Regions from separate parts of the Homo sapiens genome. Here region 2 is linked to region 1. Evidence: chromatin loops called from intact Hi-C (ENCODE). Cell type or tissue: MCF 10A. All regions are shown on one strand. Each heading gives the region's core, and the rest is flanking DNA. Links, peaks and the distances in the headings are about the cores only.

What was found. Hi-C counts contacts between places; a loop is a spot of excess contacts. Peaks named below come from ENCODE experiments on the same cell type or tissue, not always from the same donor. Only the 100,000 strongest peaks of a DNase experiment are listed, where the experiment ranks them.
Region 2: a loop joins it to region 1, with 14 times the contacts of the local background. A loop is called at or near these places in 4 of 110 quality-filtered maps.

What each region holds. Positions count from the first base shown.
Region 1 is chrX:109,627,751-109,638,885 of GRCh38, reverse strand. It overlaps the pseudogene PPP6CP. Among named protein-coding and RNA genes, the nearest start is that of KCNE5, 8.1 kb to the right of the region's middle. In MCF 10A, for the core only: CTCF peaks have their summits at 5,536 and 5,774 (motif pointing right); no DNase peak of the experiment used is centred there.
Region 2 is chrX:108,696,389-108,705,956 of GRCh38, reverse strand. It overlaps COL4A5 (collagen type IV alpha 5 chain), which reads right to left. Exons shown (of 53, transcript NM_033380.3): 53 at 8,412-9,568. Among named protein-coding and RNA genes, the nearest start is that of IRS4-AS1, 35 kb to the left of the region's middle. In MCF 10A, for the core only: a CTCF peak has its summit at 6,415 (motif pointing left); no DNase peak of the experiment used is centred there.

The sequences.
Region 1 (11,135 bases), core at 1,221-9,220:
CTTCACCGTCATCCTGAGACTTAACTTTACCTTTGTCGTGTTGGATCTCTTGTTTTCTGTATTCCACGTCTTTTTCTCACTTGGATTGTTACTTCTCCTTGATAGAATATATTCTACAGTAGCTTACTGAGAAGGGATAAATGGGAAATAATTGGAGACCTTAATTGATAATTTGTTGGGTATAGGATTGAAAATTTCCTCTCCATGTTGAAAGCATTATTCCATTGTCAATAAGCTTTCCGTCTTCTCTCTCCAACAGGAACTTTCCATTCTAGTTTCTTTTTTTTTTTTTTTTGGCCTTTAGACCAATTTATTTTATATCCTTTTAAAATATCATCCAACAAAAAGCAATGAAGTTTACATCTAGGGCAGATACACGTAACTCAAGGCACTTGTAGTCCATCATGCCCATTGAATAACAACTTTGCTGTTGAAACTTCTTAAAACTTACCAAGTTAAAAAGCTGAGTGATGCAGAAGGAGTAGTATTTTAGTGTAATCTGTAAATTGGCTTTTCTAAGAAAGGAAATACATCCTGTTTCCCTAGATGGGTAAATAAGCAAGAGCTACATGCAGCAGTGTCAGTAGTAAGACATTTCTCAAGTCTTTTCAAATGAATCAAAGGTGGGTATGGGATAGGAGAGAAAACTGATAGAAAAACATTGACACCATAACAATATATTTAGATAATTTAACATTTGAAAAGGCAAGAGGTGGCATTTCAGCAGCAAAGTGCTTAATGAAGAGTACATTGTGGAGAGTCATACAAGAAAGTATCTCATGCCAGTCAGAATGGCGATTATTAAAAAGTCAGGAAACAACAGATGCTGGCAAGGCTGTGGAGAAATAGGAACACTTTTACACTGTTGGTGGGAGTGTAAATTAGTTCAACCATTGTGGAAGACAGTGTGGTGATTCCTCAAGGATCTAGAACCAGAAATACCATTTGACCCAGCAATCCCATTACTGGGTATATACCCAAAGGATTATAAGTCATTCTACTATAATGACACATGCACACATATGTTTATTGCAGCACTATTTACAATAGAAAAGACTTGGAACCAACCCAAATGTCCATCAATGATAGACTGGATAAAGAAAATGTGGCACATATACACCATGGAATACTATGCAGCCATAAAAAAGAATGAGTTCATGTCCTTTGCAGGGACATAGATGTAGCTGGAAGCCATCATTCTCAGCAAACTAACACAGGAAAAGAAAACCAAACACTGCATGTTCTCACTCAAGTGGTAGTTGAACAGTGAGAACACATGGACACAGAGGGGAACATCACACACTGGGGCATGTCGAGGGGTGAGGGGCACAGGGAGGGAGAGCATTAGGACAAATACCTAATGCATGTGGGGCATAAAACCTAGATGGCGGGTTGATAGGTGCAGCAAACCACCATGGCACATGTATACCTACGTGACAAACCTGCATGTTCTGCACATGTATCCCAGAACTTAATAAAAACAAAAAAAGGGGCTGGGCATGGTGGCTCACGCCTGTAATCCCAGCACTGTGGGAGGCCGAGGTGGGCAGGTCACGAGGTCAGGAGATTGAGACCATCCTGGCTAACATGGTGAAACCCTGCCTCTATTAAAAATACAAAAAATTAGCCGGGCGTGGTGGCATGCGCCTGTAGTCCCAGCTACTCGGAAGGCTGAGGCAGAAGAATTGCTTGAACCCAGGAGGCGGAGGTTGCAGTGAGCCGAGATTGCACCACTGCACTGTAGCCTGGGCGACAGAGCAAGATTCTGTAAAAAAAAAAAAGACGGCACATAAATGGTTCAGCAGCGGGATAGGTAAAGGCCTCAAAGGAAAAATTATGTCCTCGGTGTCATTGTTCTGGGAGGAATAACACATTCTGAATCTTTAACTGTCTGGAATAAATTTAGTTCCCTTGTATTTACATATTTGAAGACAATGAGTGAAGCAATATTTCCACAATAGCAGTAATTAGGAAATGTATAGCCTTCGTGTAACAGAGGTGTATATAGCACCTCTGTAGATGTGCTCAGCAGAAGAGTTTTAAGTTGTTGATATAACAAATTCATTGTGATCTTTACTCCAGTATGTTCTCCAGTATGTTAAACTCATCTCTCCCAGTGGTTCTTCACCCTGGCTGCACTTAGGAATCACATGGGAAGGTTAAAAACAACAACAAAACAGAAAAACAATTTCCATACCTCATCCTCCCTCACTGGCCAATGGAGGCCATCCTGCTAGATATTTCAATTCCTTTATTAGCATTTATCTTTAGGATTAAATAACAAAATAATTCACAGAGGAGTGGACAGTCTTCACGGTTAACCAAGGAAGGAGGCTCCTAGTTAACTGTTGGCTCTTCTAACTCTTCCTTCTTGGTAGGATCAATTTTTCTTTCACTTTGGCAGGTGTATTAGTCTGTTTTCATACTGCTATAAAGAGCTACCTGAGACTGGGTAATTTATAAAGGAAAGAGATTTAATCGACTCACAGTTCAGCATGGCTGGGGGAGCCTCAGGAAACTTAAAATCATATCAGAAGGTGAAGGGGAAGCAAGGCACCTTCTCCACAAGGCAGTAGGAAGGAGAAGTGCCGAGCAAAGGGGGAAAAGCCCCTTATAAAACCATCAGATCTTGTGAGAATTCACTCATTATCATGAGAACAGCTTGGGGGAAACTGCCCCCATGATTCAATTACCTCCACCTGGTCTCTCCCTTGATATATGAGGATTATGGGGATTACAATTCAAGATGAGATTTGGGTGGGGACACAAAGCCTAACCATATCAGCAAGTTAGCTAGCTATTTCCTTTATCACTAAAAAGAATGAGAGATTCTGAGAGGATGAGATATAGAATCAGAACATTTCTTGGAAGACACTCCTAAGGGTATCACAAATTAAAAATGGGCTCTAGTGGTGGTGGAGGGACACTTGGGAGTGCTAAACACCAAGTTTCCCATTTCATATTTTTGCCTTGAGGTTATAATAAATCAATCAAACAAAAACAAAGGGAAAAAGGAAAAGAGAGAGTATGCTGAAATTCACCCACGCATGTGTCTCTCCAGAGTGACTTTTGCAGTAGAAATCTGAAAATAATTATTTTGAGGTTCAGGTATTTATTTTTGCACCTGGCTATTTGCTAGCCTATGAAGTTATAAGAAGCTTCAAATTAGATATACATATACGTACATATAAATTACAGACATGTCGACATATACTTTCTTCTTTATGGCCAACTGCTCTTCTTACATATGGCTTTCTCACCTTAGCTGTATCTTCGACATTCCTTACCATAGGGCACTCCATGCCCCACATTCAGTTTCGGATGTTGAATAGCATGTATCAACATAGGAAAGTGGCAATGTGGCTCTCCAGGAGTAGGTGAGGGACAAGGCCAGAGAGAAAAATCAAGAAGCCCTCCTGCCTAGATACTGACTGAGGGAGGAATATAGAAAAACGAGCTGAAATCGCTCAAGTGTGCTCCCCAGCCTTCCTCTAGGTGGCATCATTTCTCACCCAGATCTACATTTTATTACCCATCAAGATTCATGGTGGTGACAGGATTAACCTTTCTCAGGGAGTCCAAGTGAAGGAAAGGATATGGAATCTTCTGTTACATTTCAGCAGGAGTCTTTGTTTTCTCTGCAAGAGGCCCCCCTGGGCTCTCTTTGCTTGTGAACTCTTCCTTTTTGCTTATGGTATAAACAATAGCTCTCTGGATCCCATCTCCTCGGGTTGTGGGCTATCTTGGTTAGCCTTTGGTTTTGCTCAGAAGAAGGCAAACTCCAAAACCAACTGGCCTGGAGCTGCAGGGACTCAGCATCCTGTTTCCAGGAGTAAGATTGTACAAATATGTTAGCTTGAGCTGTTGACTTCATTCTCTCTCTTAAAACTTTAGGAGTTTCTCTTTTACAAGTTTTAAAGACAGACTGAGCACTGGACTTTTCTTAGGTAGCAAAGCCATTTTTGTTTTAAAACCCTGTGAAGTTCCAATACTCTTAGATTTCCTTTGTCTTAAAACATGGCACTTAAATGCTTCTGGCCCTTCTTGTGTAGTATTGCTAGGTGTTATGAAGATACAAAAAAGTTCTTGTGCTATTAGCACATGATGTCAGACCATGAGGGTGAATGAGAAGCTGAACTGTGAGCTGAAGATTCTACATATGTAGGAATCTGGAAAAGACAAAGAGTCTTTCAGGATTCAGTTGCCTGAGAAGGCCTCCAGTCTGAGCCTACTACTGAAGAGGTGAGAGTGACTTTTACCAAATTCCAGATAATAACAAGGAGCATGCATTCATTCAAAGCAGCATCCTCTCTGCCCACTGCACCATGAAATTCCTGTTGCTTTCACCCCATGTAGTCCTTGAAGGCCCTATCGGTCCTCATGGACTACATGGGGTGAAAGCAACAGGAATTTCACGGGTTATAGCTTGAGGTTCTATACCAGAGATCTCCAAGAGATTCCTCATGCACCTAAGATATTGATGCCTTCTGCCTTTGGGGTGGCCAGAGCTCCCTGGCAGGTTGCTTTTTTATCCATTTATCCCAGGGAGCCAATATATGTTATCTATGTGTGCTATGTGGTAAAAACTGTTAGAAAGCACCATTTCAGATGTATCCCTCTTCTTGGAGAGCTTTGGTAGCACATGGTCTCAATGATTTGTTTTCCTGTTTGTAGTCCAAGTTACACAGGCTCTGTCAAAGTAGAAACTGTGTCTGTCTCATATGCTGTTATAGATCTAGTGCCTGCCACTGTGCCTAGCACATAGTACATGCTCAGAAAATATTTCATGAATGAATGAATGAGGAAGTCTAGGCCTTGAAGGATGAGTAAAATTTGGATAACCTGGAAGGGTTAAGGGTTTGCAAGGGTGATGAGCAATAGGAATAGAGTCAAATATGTTTGTGGTGTATGCCAGGCACAATTTGGAGGCAATGAGAAATTATCAGATCCCATCATGCCTATTTAACATAATGCTGAGTGAATAAAGAGCCACTGAAGCATCATTGCTGACAAGCAAAGTAGAAATTAGAACAAACAGGTGGTAATCGACACAACCATGTTTCTCTTAGCATCTAATTTCAAGTCAAACTCTGTGTGTCCACTATGGAAACAATGTCTCACGTGGTCAGGGGACTAATTCCAATAATTCCTAAATGTTCCCATACCATCTTGTAGCTTAGAAGCCCTCGCTGCAATCCCTGGTACCCCAGAGGCAAAGGAACACTATGCTGTCATCCTTCACAATGTGGGATTAGAGGAGTAAACCCTGTTGTTACAGGCATTGTTTTCCACATGGAGAAATGATCCTAGTGACTATTTCATACTCAAAACTTATGTCAGGTGTCACATCCTTAGGGAAATGTGCCCTGAGCTCTCTGAGGTTGAGTCAAATGCTCCTCTCTGGTTCCCACTGCACCATACGTTTAATGTTAATGAAACAACCACAGCCAACATTATTGAGCATTTCACATGTTCCAGGCATTATGTTCAGTACTTTACATAAGTTATCTTATTCAATCCTTGCCACAAAATCCTATGGTAAGCGCATGGTTATTATCTCCATTTTACAATCGAGGAAACTGGAGCAAAGATAAAATGGGTGCAGCAAATCAACATGGCACATGTATACCTATGTAACAAACCTGCACATTGTGCACATGTACCCCAGAACTTAAAGTATATATAAAAACCTAAAAATAAATAAATAAAGACATATGAATTAAAAGAAAAGAAAAACATTCTGAATGAGGAGAAATGAAAACTCCAGTCCTCCACCAGATGGTGCTGTGGGAGTCCAAAAGAAAAGTGCCCTCGGACCTCTTCCTTTCCCACTCCTTTCCCAAGAATACTCCAAATATCCGCATTTTTGTTTCTTTGTTTTTCTTTTTTCTTTTCCAGAGAAGCCTGAGTGGGTGGGAGAAACATTTTCAAGATAATGTTTAGGCAGGAATTGACATGAGTTTGATAATTTTATTTATGACTTTATGTTTTGGCCCAAAAGGCAAGATTGACCTTATTTCACTCCACCCTTTTAGATTCATGTACTTATTTCAAAGATCTCAAAGTGGTTTTTGCACCCTTGTCACCATTACAAAGCTGGAAATAAAATCTGAATTGCCCAAAGCATTGGAGGAGGCCGTGCAGTGGAGTGAAAACGTCTCCTGACTGCGAGGCAGTCTGATGGCTCTGCCATTAACTAATGAGAGACTTCAGGCAAGTCCCTTCTCCTCTCTGGACCTCAGTAGCTCCGCCTTTACAATAAGAGGGTTAGATGAGACTTCCAACCCTGAAATGTTTTATTTTCCCTGATAGTTTCTATACAAAGGACAGTAGACAATAAAAAAGATAACTGACCTCTGGTTCAAATCTCAGCTTGACCACCTATGAGCCAATCGAATTTGGACAAGTTACTTAACCTCTCTGCAACTTAATTTCCTCATCTGTATAATAGGAATACTGTTTTACCTACCTCAGAGGGTTGTTGTTAAGGATTAGGTGAGATAATGTATGTAAAGTGTTTAACACAGTGTTTGTCACTTTCAGTAAAAGCTATTATCACATAGAGCTTACCCTCACAATGTAGCAATTTCCTAGAGCTTGGGTGTTCATTTAGTAGTCATCAAAATTGGGGGAAGTTTTAAGTACTAAGCCACAAACAGTCAGGCTTGGCCCTTTTATAAGTATAATGATAAATGCATTTCATGGGTGCACTGCAAGGCTAAGTATGCAATTGAAGCAGAGAGCTGCACAAGTAACCATAAACAATGGGAATCCTCTCACACTGTTGGTGGGAGTCTAAAATGATACAAGCCACTTTGGGAAAATGTCTGGCAATTTCTTATAAAACTAAAGTACATCTTTCCCATGACCCAGCATTTCCACACCTAGGTATTTACCCAAGAAAAAGGAAAACATATGTCCACAAAAGGAATTATATGAGAACATTTAGAGCAGCTTTATTTTTAATAGCCAGAAGTTGGAAACAGACCAAGTGTTCATCAGTAGGAGAATGGATAAACAAACTGTGGTATGGTCACACAGTGGAGTACCACTCAGTAATAAAAAGGAACAAACTACTGATACTCGCAACAGCATGTGTCATGATTTATGTATCATATATGTGAATTATGTATCATTATGTATCATGTATTAGCATGAGCCTCAAAAACATTAAGCTGAGTAAAGTAAGTCTTATTCAAAAAAGTCCATGCCTTATGATTCCATATATATGAGCTTCTATAACAGGCAAAACTAATCAATGACGGAAAAAAAACAGTGGCTGCCTCTGGGAGTGAAGGGAGAGGATTGCCTATGAAAGGATGAGAGGACATGTTCTTGAGTAGTAGTCTTTATCTTAGTAGGGGTTACATTTACCAAAACTCAGAAAATATGCAGTTAATATTTATATATCTCATTGTATGTATATTTTACTTCAAAAGGAAAAAAGAATAATAAACAAATATTGGACTATAGTTAATGATAGGTATGGAGAAAGTGCTTAGGAGTGAAGTGCATACTGATGTATGCAACTTCAAAAAAAAAAAAGATAATGAATAGACAAATAGATAGAGGGAGGAGTGGATAGGTGAGGGATGAATAAAGCCAGTATAGGAAAATATTAGTGGTAGAATCTAGGTGGTTACTAGATATCCTCTGTAAAATTCTGTCAATGTCGCTATATGTTTGAAATTTTACACAATATATACTTTTTTTTGGAAAAATGTAACTTCAAAGTTTCACAGTCCCCACAGAGTGAATCTTTTTCAAAGTTGGTAAGTTTCATTACGGGAAGGCAGACCTCAGACCTAGGTAAAAATTTCCTGAGCACATATTATGTGCCAGGCACTGTGCCAGGCATGGTGAGGGGTACAAAGAGGAAGAACACAGCACCTGCCCTCATGAGGTCTGTAGGGGCCATCTGATGAGCCCATCCGTCACTATTATTCTACGCTATGAGATTGCTAAGGACAGTGAGATTTCATCTAGTTGAGAAGGTGTGTGGCATTGAAGACATTTTGGGTAATTAGTGCTGTAAGTAGGGTTGGACAGCATCTTCAGGCCGGAGCACAGAGAGTCTTGAAGGCCACAGTAAGGTGATCATTTGGAAGTCTAGTGGACCCATTCAAGAATTTTGAGCCAAGGAGTGACATCTTTAGGAATTTACTGGGAGAAAGGGGCAGGTGTGATAGATGCCATTGCTTTACGGGGGTTGGCAGGCAAGGGAGCTTTTCAGGTACCTGCAATGAGCAACGGGAGCAGCTGGAAGCATCCATAAAGAGAGGTTCAGAATGACCAGGACAGCCCCAAAGCCTAAGGAGATGAGATCTTGGTTTGATCCCCTGGGAAATGGGAAGCCATTTAGTCTGTGCCTCTGTCCTACTTCTTTGCCCAAGGATGTTGTGGCTCTGTAAGGCCATACTGGTTGTTCACAGTCAAAATCTATTCTGATGGTTTGTTAGTCCATTCTGATTGACCAGCATTGAAGATATACTGCTGTTGAATCCATACCTGCCCACCTCATAAGGTTGTTATAGGGTTAATTAGTATAATGTATGTAATATGCCTGGCATATGCTAGACACTTGATAAATGAAATCAGGGACCAAATTTGATGCTCCAGTATGTGGCCTGAATATAGGAGGATATCAGCACAAGCCCACGAAGATCTCCAAGAAGTCTCTAAGTAAGGCATTTGAAGCTCCTGAGGCCCATTCCAACCTACAAATATTGTGATCTTTATCAAACCCCAGTTAGTCTGAAATGCTGTGTATATTCCCATGGAAAAACTGAGAAGCCCCAGTTGGATTAAGGAACCGTCTAATTTATTCTCATCAGTCTTTTGAGAACAGACCTACTGTGGTGGCTTATGGCAAACCATACCCTCAAGATTGTGCTGCTAGGAGGAGGTAGAGAAGCTTGCAGCATAGCCTGGGACAGTGAGCTCAGACCACCTGGAGTCTTCCTTTTTCCAAACAAGGCTTTGGACTCTAGTGCTTAGAGATTGGGCCCAGAGTCTCAGTTCTCTCCAAATTCTGGCTGGTCGTCCTGCCCACTACTTACCCAGCTCCACATCCTGGCACTCCCTATTTGTCCCCAGTTCACAAAGAAGTTGTCTGTGAGAGTTATAAAGGCACAGACTGTTCACCGATGTGACTTGCTCACCGATGTGTCTCTAGGACCCAGCACAGTGCTTCACACAAAGTAACATGTAATAAATATTTGTTGAATGAATGAATGAATGAATGAATGATTCCTTCTCAGTCTTTAGTTGGTGCCTCATGAAGCCTTCTTTCTTTCTCTCCTTTAGAGCCCACTGTGGCTTTGCCAGCCTTCTGGACTCCGACAGTGCTTACCATCTGTGTCTGTCCTTTGGCAACTAGCCAAACTCAACTCAGTTCAATTCAACCAACTTCCATAGAGCTGCACTGTTGGCAGGAAGCACTCACAGTCTCAAGGAATGGGGAAAGCATTTCCTATCCATGGCGCCTCAATTGTACTTTTAAAACAAACTTGGCATGGAAGAGAACCTTTCCCGAGACTCTTTGAAAGTCTAAATACATGATTGTAAATTACTTCCCTTTGTCAACACCCTTGATTACCATTTTGGAAATGAGTTCCAGGTGATGGATAAACAGATGATTATTTGACAGGTATGGGGCTCGTGGAAAATGGGGGTGGAGGGGTGGTGAGGAATGAGAACCAGTGCCCATCTGGTGGATTTGCAGTTTCATTAAGTGTGGTAGGGAAAGGGGTTAGCATCTCAGCCATTCCAGGCTGGCCTGGAACTGAGATTTAAAGGATGCCCATCAGCCCCTAGTGTGAAAAGAAAGCCAGGATCCCCTCCACCCCACACCTGTTGTTTTTTTTGGAGTGCTGGGCCTTTTTAAATTTTATGACTATTCTCCGTTTCTATTTCCACCCGCTTTTACACATCTATCCCTCCCCATGCCATTCTTCTATAAATTAGTAGGTTGACTTCTCTCTGGTAGTGATTTCTTTCAATAAAACTAGAAGTAGCGTTGTGTTTATTAAAACATTATTTTAATAGCAAAACATGAAAATAACAGAAATATTACAATAAATGGCAAAGTTAAATAAGTTATGGTAGATCCATAGTCTGGAGTACTGTGTAGACAATAAAATAACACTAAGGAGTCAGTATTTAGAAAGGGAGACTTCCATGAAATTGCTATCATATTCCATTTTAATCCACTCTTTTGATCAATATTGCAGGATCTGGATGCATTCATTGTGCAATATTGGAAATTATTCTTAGCTTATAACTATACTGTGGCTGGGGAAAAGATGTTCTTTAAAAAATAAAATTTGTAAGTGATCTACTCTAAAAAAAACAAAAACAACAACAAAAAATAACGCTATGGAGAAATAGTAAATGACATGGAAAAATTTACAGTATGTTTTTAAGGGAAAAAGGCCATGAAACATGAGAGAGAGAGAGAGAGAGAGATTTGAGAGAGAGAGTCATGAGTATGCACCATTGATAATTTTTCGTTCTTTTCTCTTGTCGCTTTTTTGTGTTTTCCAAGATTTCCAAAATTTTCCTTGTTGCTTTTTTGTGTTTTCCAAGATTTCTGCATTGAATGCTGCAAAGTAAAGCTCAGAAGGGTGCATTGTGAAGAATCTGAAAGCACAAACAGGGGCATAGAGCAAGGCTTCTTTCAGTCAACGAATTTTGAGGAAGGCAAAATGCACAGAGTATTGCAGAGGAACTCCAGGAAGATGCTGTTTTTCAAATTCAAAGGGGAGAAGATGGTGTCTATTGGTGGTGAGAACTTAAGTTCCACCACAGAAGACTAAACTCTGTTAAAGAATCAATGAGTAACAACTCCTGGGTTTCTGAACATAGGGCTGAATTGATAGAAGTGGTGTTGGAGAATTATTCTAACCATAACATGATAGATTCAGCTGTAAGCCAGGAGATTCTCTGTTTGCATATTTGACCTGAGGTAATGAGAACATGGATTAAGCTTGTGGCAATAAAACCAGAAAGGAAGGAGCAGAGGGATCTGAGACATGCTACCAAGAATCAGAGCTAGAGATTCAAATTTGGCTAAATATATGCCAAGTGGTAGGTGAAACCATGTAAGAGACACTCTTCAAGGAAATGGGTGTTGA
Region 2 (9,568 bases), core at 1,569-9,568, 930 kb after region 1:
AACATTGTGCACTTGGATTAGGCAATGATTTCTTACATGTGACACCAAAAGCAAAAGTAACAAAAGGAAAATATTTTTGATATTTCGTTAAAACTAAAATATCCTGTGCTTTAAAAGACACCATCAAGAAAGTAAAAAGATAACCCTCAGAATGAGAGAAAATATTCAGAAATCATATATCTGATAAAGGATAGGTATCTATAATATATAAAGTACTCTTACAACTCACCAGTGAAAAGACAAATAACCCAATTGAAAATGGGCAAAGCATTTACATTGACATTTCTCTAAAGAAGATACACAAACGGCCAACAAGCACATAAGACTCTCAGAATCATTAGTCAGTAGGGAAATGCAAATCAAAACTACAATGAGACCTGTGCGGTGGCACCATGCCTGTAATTCCAGTACTTTAGGAGGCCAAAGCAGGAGGATAGCTTGAGCCCAGGAATTTGAGACCAGCCTCGGCAACAAATCAACACCCCATATCTACAAAAAATAAATAAAAATAAATTAGCCAGACATGATGGCATGTGCCTTTAGTCCCAGCTACTCAGGAGGCTGAGGCAGGAGGATTCCTTGAGTCCAGGTTTTGAGGCTGCAGTGAGGTATCATTCTGCCACTGCCCTCCAGCCTGGGTGACAGAGCCTTGTCTAAATAAAAACAACACCACCACCACCAAAAACCACCACAATGAGATACCACTTTACACTCACTGGGATGGCAATAATTAAAAATGGAAAAATAACATATTTTTGTAAAGATGTGGAAAAATTGGACTTTTGCACACAGCTGGTGGGAATGTGAAATGGTGTTGGTCCAGTAGAAAACAGTTTGGCTTAACTTCCTCAAGAAGTTAAACAGAATTACTATATGACTCAGCAAATTCACTCCTAGGCATACCTGAAAGACTTGAAAACAGGTATTCAAACAAATATTTGTCCATGAATGTTCATAGCAGCGCTATTCAAATTCACCAAAAGGTGGAAACAACATATTTGTCAATGGATGAATGGACAAACAAATGTGGTATAACCTTACGATGTATTATTATGCAACATAAAAAGAATGAAGTACTCATACATGCTGTAACATGGATGAACCTTGAAAACATTATGCTAAATGAAAAAAAAAGCAGACCCAAAAAAGTCACATATTGTAAGATTCCATTTATATAAAACATTCAGAATAGGTAAATCTATAGAGACAGAAAGTAGATTAGTGCCTGCCAGTGGCTGTGGGGACTGGAGAGTGACTCCTTAATGGATACGGGGTTTTCTTTTGGAGTGATGAGGCTGTTTTGTAGCTAGATTAAGGAGGTGGTTGCACCACACTGCACACTGTGGATGTACTAAATGGCACTCGAATTGTTTGCTTTAAAATGGTTAGTTTTAAGTTACTTGGATTTCACTTGAATTTAAAAAATAAAGAAATGAAGTACCAGCACATGCAACAACATGGATGATCCTTGTTAAAGAAGCCAGACACAAAAGCCCATATATGTTGTATGATTCCATTTATACGAAATGTCCAGAATAGGCAAATCTATAGAGACAGAAAACAGACTGGTGGTTTCGTAGGGCTGAGAGGAGGAAGGGATGAGGAAAATGGGGTCTGATTGCATGGGATTATTTTCAGGGTGATGAAAATGTTCTGGAATTAGACAGGATTGATGGTTGAAAAATTTTGTGAATATACTAGAAACCATTACACTGTACCCTTTAACAGGGTGAATTTTATTGTATATGAATTATGTCTAATATAAAAGAGAATATACTGTTTAAACAAAAATAACAGCAATGTAGTGTGGTATTTATAACATAATAAACATAGTGTATGAAAATAGTGGTGCGAAGATCAAGAGGGGAGAATTGAAAGTATACTATTGTAACATTCTTATAGCATACATGAAGTGGTATTATGTGACTTGAATATAGACTGTGATAAGTTAAAAATGTGTGCCATAAAAACTAAAGCAGCCACTAAATTAACCAAACAAAATGTTACAGTTAATATCCACAAAGGAGATAAAAGGGAATCAGAAAAAATATTCAATTAATCCAAAACAAAGCATAAAAAGTGAACACATTACGAATGAGGCAAATAGAAAACAAATAAGATAACAGAGTTGAACTTAACCATATCAATAAGCACATTAAGTGCAGTCCATTAAAAAGTAAAAATTGTCATATTGTATTAAAAAGTAGGATCCAACTATGTGACCCTCAGGAAATGCGCTTCAAATAGAAAGACAGAACTAGGTTAAAAGTAAAATAATGAAAAAATATGTTAACACTAACACAAGGAAAGCTGGATGGCAATATTGCTATCAATGTAGTTTTCAGAGCAAATAATATTAACATTTTCTTTACTATATTACCATTATAATAATAATAAAGAGATCATTTTATCAAGGGGATATAACAATCATAAATATTTATGCACCTAAAAGCAAATTTTCAAAATAGATGAAGGAAAAACAGAGCTGCAAGAAGAAAAGCACTAGCACACTTTCATGCACCCATGGGTGCTTCTGCCTGCTCAGAGAATAAAAGAAAATGCTGCTTTCTGAGTAGGAGAAGGAAGTGTTTGTAAAAATGGCTTCAGGTTGTTATCACTTTACACTCCATGGGGAGTAGTTTTCTGTGCTGTTGCTGGCCTTAAGGTGGGCAACAATTTCCACATCTGAAAGTACATAGTCAACTTAATAACATACTTAAACCCAGTAACCTCAAAGCCAGGCTTATTTCTGATTACAATAAGCTATGCAGAGCCCTATTTTAGCCCACATGTTCTCTAACTTGTCTTTAACCTTTCCTGCCTCTCTAATCTGATAAATAGCCACATACTGCTTGGCCCAGCTGGCTTTATGTTTGCTCATATGATTCCTAGTGTAAATTTCCGCTAAAGGGAGTCAAATAAGGGAAACTTCTGCATGTAAAATGTGACCAATGGAGGTTACAGCTAGCAAACTCAAATTGCTTCTATAAGTTTATGTATATTAAGTGTAAACAAAATATAACGAACTTTACTGTTGGAGCTAAAGAAATTTTCCCCTCCATGGAGTCCTTTCTGCATTGTCTATAATAGATAATAAAATTAGTAGGATGGTCTCAGATTTACAAAACTGGCCCTTCCTTAGACACTAATAGCATTGACGAGGCTGCAGGCCAGGGCATTTAAATTCCAGGAGTTCATCTGGATTCAAAAGCCCTGAGGAAGTTCACATGAGGGCACCAGGCCACACCCATAAAGTTTTCTTTAGCTATAGAGGCTTAGACCAGACAGAGTATCCTGAGGTACAATGGATTAACTATAAGCCCCCTGTGCCTAAAGGTTAATTCCAAGGGGTTTCAGGTGCTGCAAAGGTGCTAGGAAAGCATTCATCCTTACCTGGGAACCAAGACTTCCAAAACATACAGCCTATCACTTCTCATGAGGCAGAGACCTCTATATATATTGCTATGAATGTCTACCACACAGGATTATAAGATTTTAGATATAGGCATCTTCATGGCTCAAAAGTGACGATTAGATTTGGAGTGAAAAGAACTTAGTAACTTGTGACTTTTGGGGTCAGTTAACCATTCCAAGGCTCAGCTTCCACATCTGTATATTGGAGACTAATCCTTGCACTGCTTGAGTACATCAGAGTTGTTGAGACTCAGATGAAATGTGTAAAGGATGATATTTTAATAAGAACTACATACATATAAGGTGTTAGTCTTATTACTACTGAGGTGTTAGAGGTAGCCTTCCTTGCAGCCCAAGCAAAGGTCAAATTATTGTGTCAGAGAGACACAAGGATCTGACATCGGGGGTTACCATTGTAGCTTATGATAGACTGGCAACAGCAAGCACTTTGCTGGCCCTATGAAAATCAACCAGGAAACTATTTTGCTTGAAGAGAGAGTATGTTGGCTTCTTGGTAGGTTCGGTGTGGGACTGGTTGAAATTACCAAGTACAGTATTCTCAGGCTGTCTTTGGCTTTAGAACATGACCTGTCTTCCATAATCCCTAGTATAAGCATTCACTCTGGTACCCTTGAACAGAAGGGAAGCAGATGTGAAGAACTTCTGCAGGCTTACTTTTACAGATGCTCTTGAGGCTAGAAAACCACTAATAAATTACTCATTTCTCAGCTAGTAACACTTCAGGGCTTTTCACTGACTGCAAGCAGGTATATCTGGCTTAGCAGATTCCTCTGGTTGAAGTAATACTACCGGGAGTTTCTCTTTGGAGCTTTCAGAGATGAGTTATTGGTACTTGTAATCTAGTCTGCTAATGAGTTAACAAATTAATTATTTGAAGTTAAGATGTAGGAAGACAAATGACTACCTGGGGGAAATAAAAGTGCATTCTTTAGAGATCCAGTGGGACACTAATTGGAAAAAGATAAATAATTTAGGATCATAAGGAACATATTTTGCCTCATTTCACCATAAGTACCCTGGAACACAGCTTCCAATAACTCTTGATAAACTAGGTCTTAGATTAAGTGGTGTTAAGTCATATTTCTGCTGGCCCATCCCTTAGTTCAAAGTCAAAGATGCATGCTTAATCATGCATGTCAGTTTTATCAATTCACCCTCATTTTGTCACATATGGAAATAAAGCACTTTCTCTAGATTTTGGAAACTAGAAGTGTTGAGTATTCGTTGGAGTATCAACAACAAAAGTACAACACACTTAAATTAGGATAATCTGAGGAGAGTTTAATTAGAAATATATAGATGGTGTGGAGGGGGAATCACAAATGGTTGTTCAGGAATCCAGGTCTAGCAGCACAGCAACAGCAGACTTGTCACCATACCCATCACACCTAGACCTGAAAACATGAGAAGGGGTTAGTAGAACCAGAAAGGAAGATAATTAGGAATAGTAAGTCATCTTGAGAGCAGTAGGGACATTCAATTGAGAGTCACAAACCAACCTGAGGTAACCTCATAGAGAAAGAGCCATGAAAATAAATACCCTAACCCAACTCTTGTCCCCTCCTCTGGTATTCTGCTGGGACTTCCAACTGGTTGAACCCAATCAGAAGCCAGAGGGCTCAGGAACCCTCTGGGGCAGAAAGCAGGATGAAATGTGATGGTAGAGGGGGAAACAGAAGATATTTGGCATAAATTGGTATTATGTAAGCAATTTGTTATCCTGTAGGGTCAGGTGTTGGGTATGCAGTCCACTAACAGAGAAATAGATGATTAAGATTACATAAATGTGATTTTAGCCCATGTTTTGGGGAACAGGTTGGTGAGCCAGCTTCCTCCAGACAGCTACTCTTACAAAAATCCCCATTATCTGGCCTAGAATTAGTAAGATTTGGTAGTCAAAGACAGACTAGCATACCTCTTTTCCAGTATACATACAGTAAGTCCTCAGTTAACGTCCATAGGTTCTTGGAAACTTTGACTTTAAAGCTAAACGACATATAACAAATCCATTTTTTCTTCATCAACATTATAACTGAATAATATTGGACATCGTTTCCTTTAAAGTCACAGCTTCTAAAAATATATTGACCACGTGAAGTGAGGATTTACTATATTATGGTCACTGCTTATTCTCCTGGTTGAGGTTGAGTTCATTTTAGATTGCTATCCTTCATGGTGTCCTTAGCTAACAAGCATCCAATCAATATTTGTTGATATAGAACTCAGGAGACAGGCCTCTCTGGATTCAATTCCAACTTAGGAGTATTTCCACCAAACAAACTTTCCAAGCTCCCTGAATATACTCTAAAACCACTGCTCTAAAATGGAAATGACATGATTTTAAAATATTATTCAATTTATTTTGGAGCTGCCTAGGGATGAAGGTGTTTGTATAGTCCAGCCTGAGAACTGAGTTTCTCTGCCAAGGAAACCAACTGAAGTTCCGGCCAAACAAAAGTGATTGCTCCTTGCTTCTGTGTTGAGAGGCATGGGAAGTGCTACCAGAACCAACTGTTAATCAGGCTCTTAAGAAGAGAATCTAACCAACATGAAGAAACCCCGTCTCTACTAAAAATACAAAATTAGCCAGGTGTGGTGGCACATGCCTGTAATCCCAGCTACTCTGGAGGCTGAGGCAGGAGAATCGCTGAACCCAGGAGGCAGAGGTTGCAGTGAGCCGAGATCGTGCCATTGTACTCCAGCCTGGGCAACAAGAGCAAAACTCCGTCTCAAAAACAAACAAACAAAAAAACAAAAGAGAATCTTTGACAGCAAAGCTGTTCTCTTCGTTTTGGATGCAGACATTGGGAAACTAGGCCACCTCTTCAAGTACTTGCTAATGATTTTTATGAGGCTGAAAGAATAAATGAAACTTAAAACAGGGAATCTAGAGACAGGACTTTAGACAACCCTACCACCACCACCAATGAGCTCAAATCATTACACATGCTGATTCATTTTTATAGGCAATAGTGCCCTCTTGTGATTAACTTCTGAATAAGCATTTGATGGCTTGGCATGACATTGAGGCAAAGAACCTTATTGCCACTACAAGAATGAAAAAGTGTTGTTCAAATTTGGATGGGTGGGAAAAAACATCATACAATCACAAGGTGTCCAATACAACCTCCTTTGGAAGCAATGAGTGTGACACCAACATAGCAAAGATCAGGCCAATAAGCTATAAAAATAATTGGAATGTCTACTTTCTTACACAACACATGTGTGTGTATACACTTATCCATATGTGTGTGTGTGTATATATATATTACGTAATATATATATAATGGAAGTTATTCATGTAGACCTCAATTTTTCTGAAGATACATGTGCACGTGTGTGTGGGTACACACACACACACACACACACACACACACACACACACACACATACACAGCTATAAAATACTAGGATTTGGTCCTTAAGTAACATCTGAATCACGAAAGATTCATTAACTGGTAAAACCACATTTGGTACACATAAATATTTGGTAGTCAAACTATCTGATTAAGCAGAATAGTTCATTCATTTCCTGCCAATGTGAGAAAGCTATTAATTGTGTATGACTGTAAAACTTACCATAGTACTTCTGGAAATTTCACAGATGATAAAAAAGCAAAAAAAAACAAAAACAAAAACAAAACAAAACAAAACACAAAAAACTCACCATAGGTAACTAGTAGAGCAGCTAGATTAATCTTTGAATAATTCATGGCAAGAGAGGGTTAACAATATTAATGTCCTGGAATGAATTTGTGTACTTCAAACAACAAAGCAGGGCTAGGAATAGTTAGGAGATTTAAGAAACACATAGACTAGCTGCACATGCAACAATTTAAAAATTAGGAGGTTCTGGGATGGGCGTGGTGTCTCACACCTGTAATCTCAGCACTCTGGGAGGCCGAGGCAGGCAGATCGCTTGAGTTCAGGAGTTCAAGACCAGCCTGGGCAACATGGTGAAACCCCGTCTCTACTAAAAATACAAAAAATTAGCCGGGCGTGGTGGTATGCACCTGTAGTTCCAGCTAGTCTGGAGGCTGAGGTGGGAGAATCGCCTTGAACCCAGGAGGTGGATGTTGCAGTGAGCCGAGATCACGCCATTGCACTCCAGCCTGGGTGACAGAGGAGACTGTCTCAAAACAAAACAAAACAAAACAAAACAAAACAAAACAAACAAACAAACAAAGGAGGTTCTTTTTGGGCCAAGGCTTTCAACCAGCTATAAATGAGAGGGAAAGCTACAAAAAGCAAAATCTCTGGAATTAGTGTTTGCGACTATAACAGAAGGGGCACCTTTGAGTGTACACCATGTAGAAGAATCTGTGGGGCTGTGATATGGTGTTTTCAGTTACAATTACTCATTACTGACTTTATGCATGGGACTAAATGAAAAAATAGAGCTAAAATTTGCGATTGGTGGCTATCCAGAATCAATAAAATAATTAGATAGTTATCATTGTTTGGATCCTAAGTTTTACCACCAGAGATTCTAAGCTTTAGATTTTACATAGGTCCATATTAGGATTTAGAATACTCAAAATTGTTTTGGTTGTTTTATCTTTTAGCTGTAACACAAATTTTACTATGGAAGTTTTTAATATTTTATTTTTAACCAGTCCTTGACTATTTTAGAGAACTATGCGTGTTCATTCTTAATCATTAAGAATATTAGGTCACTAACCTGCTTTAAACATTATTAATGAATTCTTCCCCAAATAGAAGCCAGTTGTTTCCTTTCTTAGCCATTAACACAATGTTGTCAAGAAATTTATTATCTTGGAAATGTCTTCCAATAGGTAGTTTTCTTCATTGGAAAAAGTTTACATTACTATGTTTTCTATCTACTAACAGAGTGATCAAAGCGTGGAGAAACTGATTCCCTGGGAAGAGATGACTTGTTGATGTGCAGATTGGTAATCTATCTGTAAATGAGCAGGGGTTTTTTCCACACAGGCTGAAGAGATACACAACAGACCATCCTTACAACATATATCTTTAATTAAATTTATATTGGTGGGTTTAAAAAACATTAAGTCAGGAGATGATAGCTAGGGAAATAAGGTATCCTGTGAGTATTTATAACAAAATATTTAAAATTTAAAAAGAATAAGAAACATCAATTGGCTTTTTGTAACTTAAAAGAGACTAACCAAGTGTTGTTTCCCAGTTCTGTACAAGCAGAGGCCACAGGAGGATTCTTACATAAGAAGCACAGGGAAAAGAATTGTTAATTCTGCGTGTGTGTTTTTGTTTCTCAGAATTGTTTGGAAGAACTTTGTCCAGTCAGAAATGAGTAAAAACAAGATGTAAGAAACATTAAAACAGGGGGCATATGGTCTTAAGAGATAATCTTGGAGAATATAGCAAAAGACAAATTGCTCCATTAGATATTATAATTTGGTATGTAACATGAACATTTAAAATTCTGATTAAAGTGACTAAAAGGGTTTGTTTTTTAAAAAAAATCAAAACAGAACTTACGGGATAAAACTCAAAATAAATTTACTCTCAGTAGTAACTTGATGTAGGAATATAAGTCCTCTCACTTTGATAAACATGAATATAAAATATTGCTGTCTGTATTCTAGGGTTTCCTACATTTTCTGTAAAGAGTGATTCATGCTATGTCATATGTAAATGACTCAACATTTTGAGCTAAAAGGCTGTTCACAATATACACATTCTTTACTTACAAAGCAAAATAAGCTTAACACCTTTATATTAAAAACCCGGGATACAGCAGGATTAGTAGCACCGTGAAAAATAATTCTTCCCACAAACTGCAGTCTTTTATTTTACTCAATGTGACTCTTCTCTTAATTGAATTTTTAATGTACCATTTTAGTAACTGGGCAAAATATATAATTTTCATCTTATAATTCTTGGAGAAAGTCATTCTGGACCCAAAAAGTAAATTCACTTCCTTATTTCTTTAGTAGAAAAATAATAGAGACTTTGCTCTGGCGCATTGCTGAGGTACATCTGAATCTTCATGGTTACTAGTCAGCATGTTATCTTGATCATATATAGTAGCACCATTGACGGCAGCAGTAGTAAAGTTGGGGACAATGAGACACTGCATCCTAGGAATTTTATATATATATATATCACATTTTAAAACACAAAAGGAATT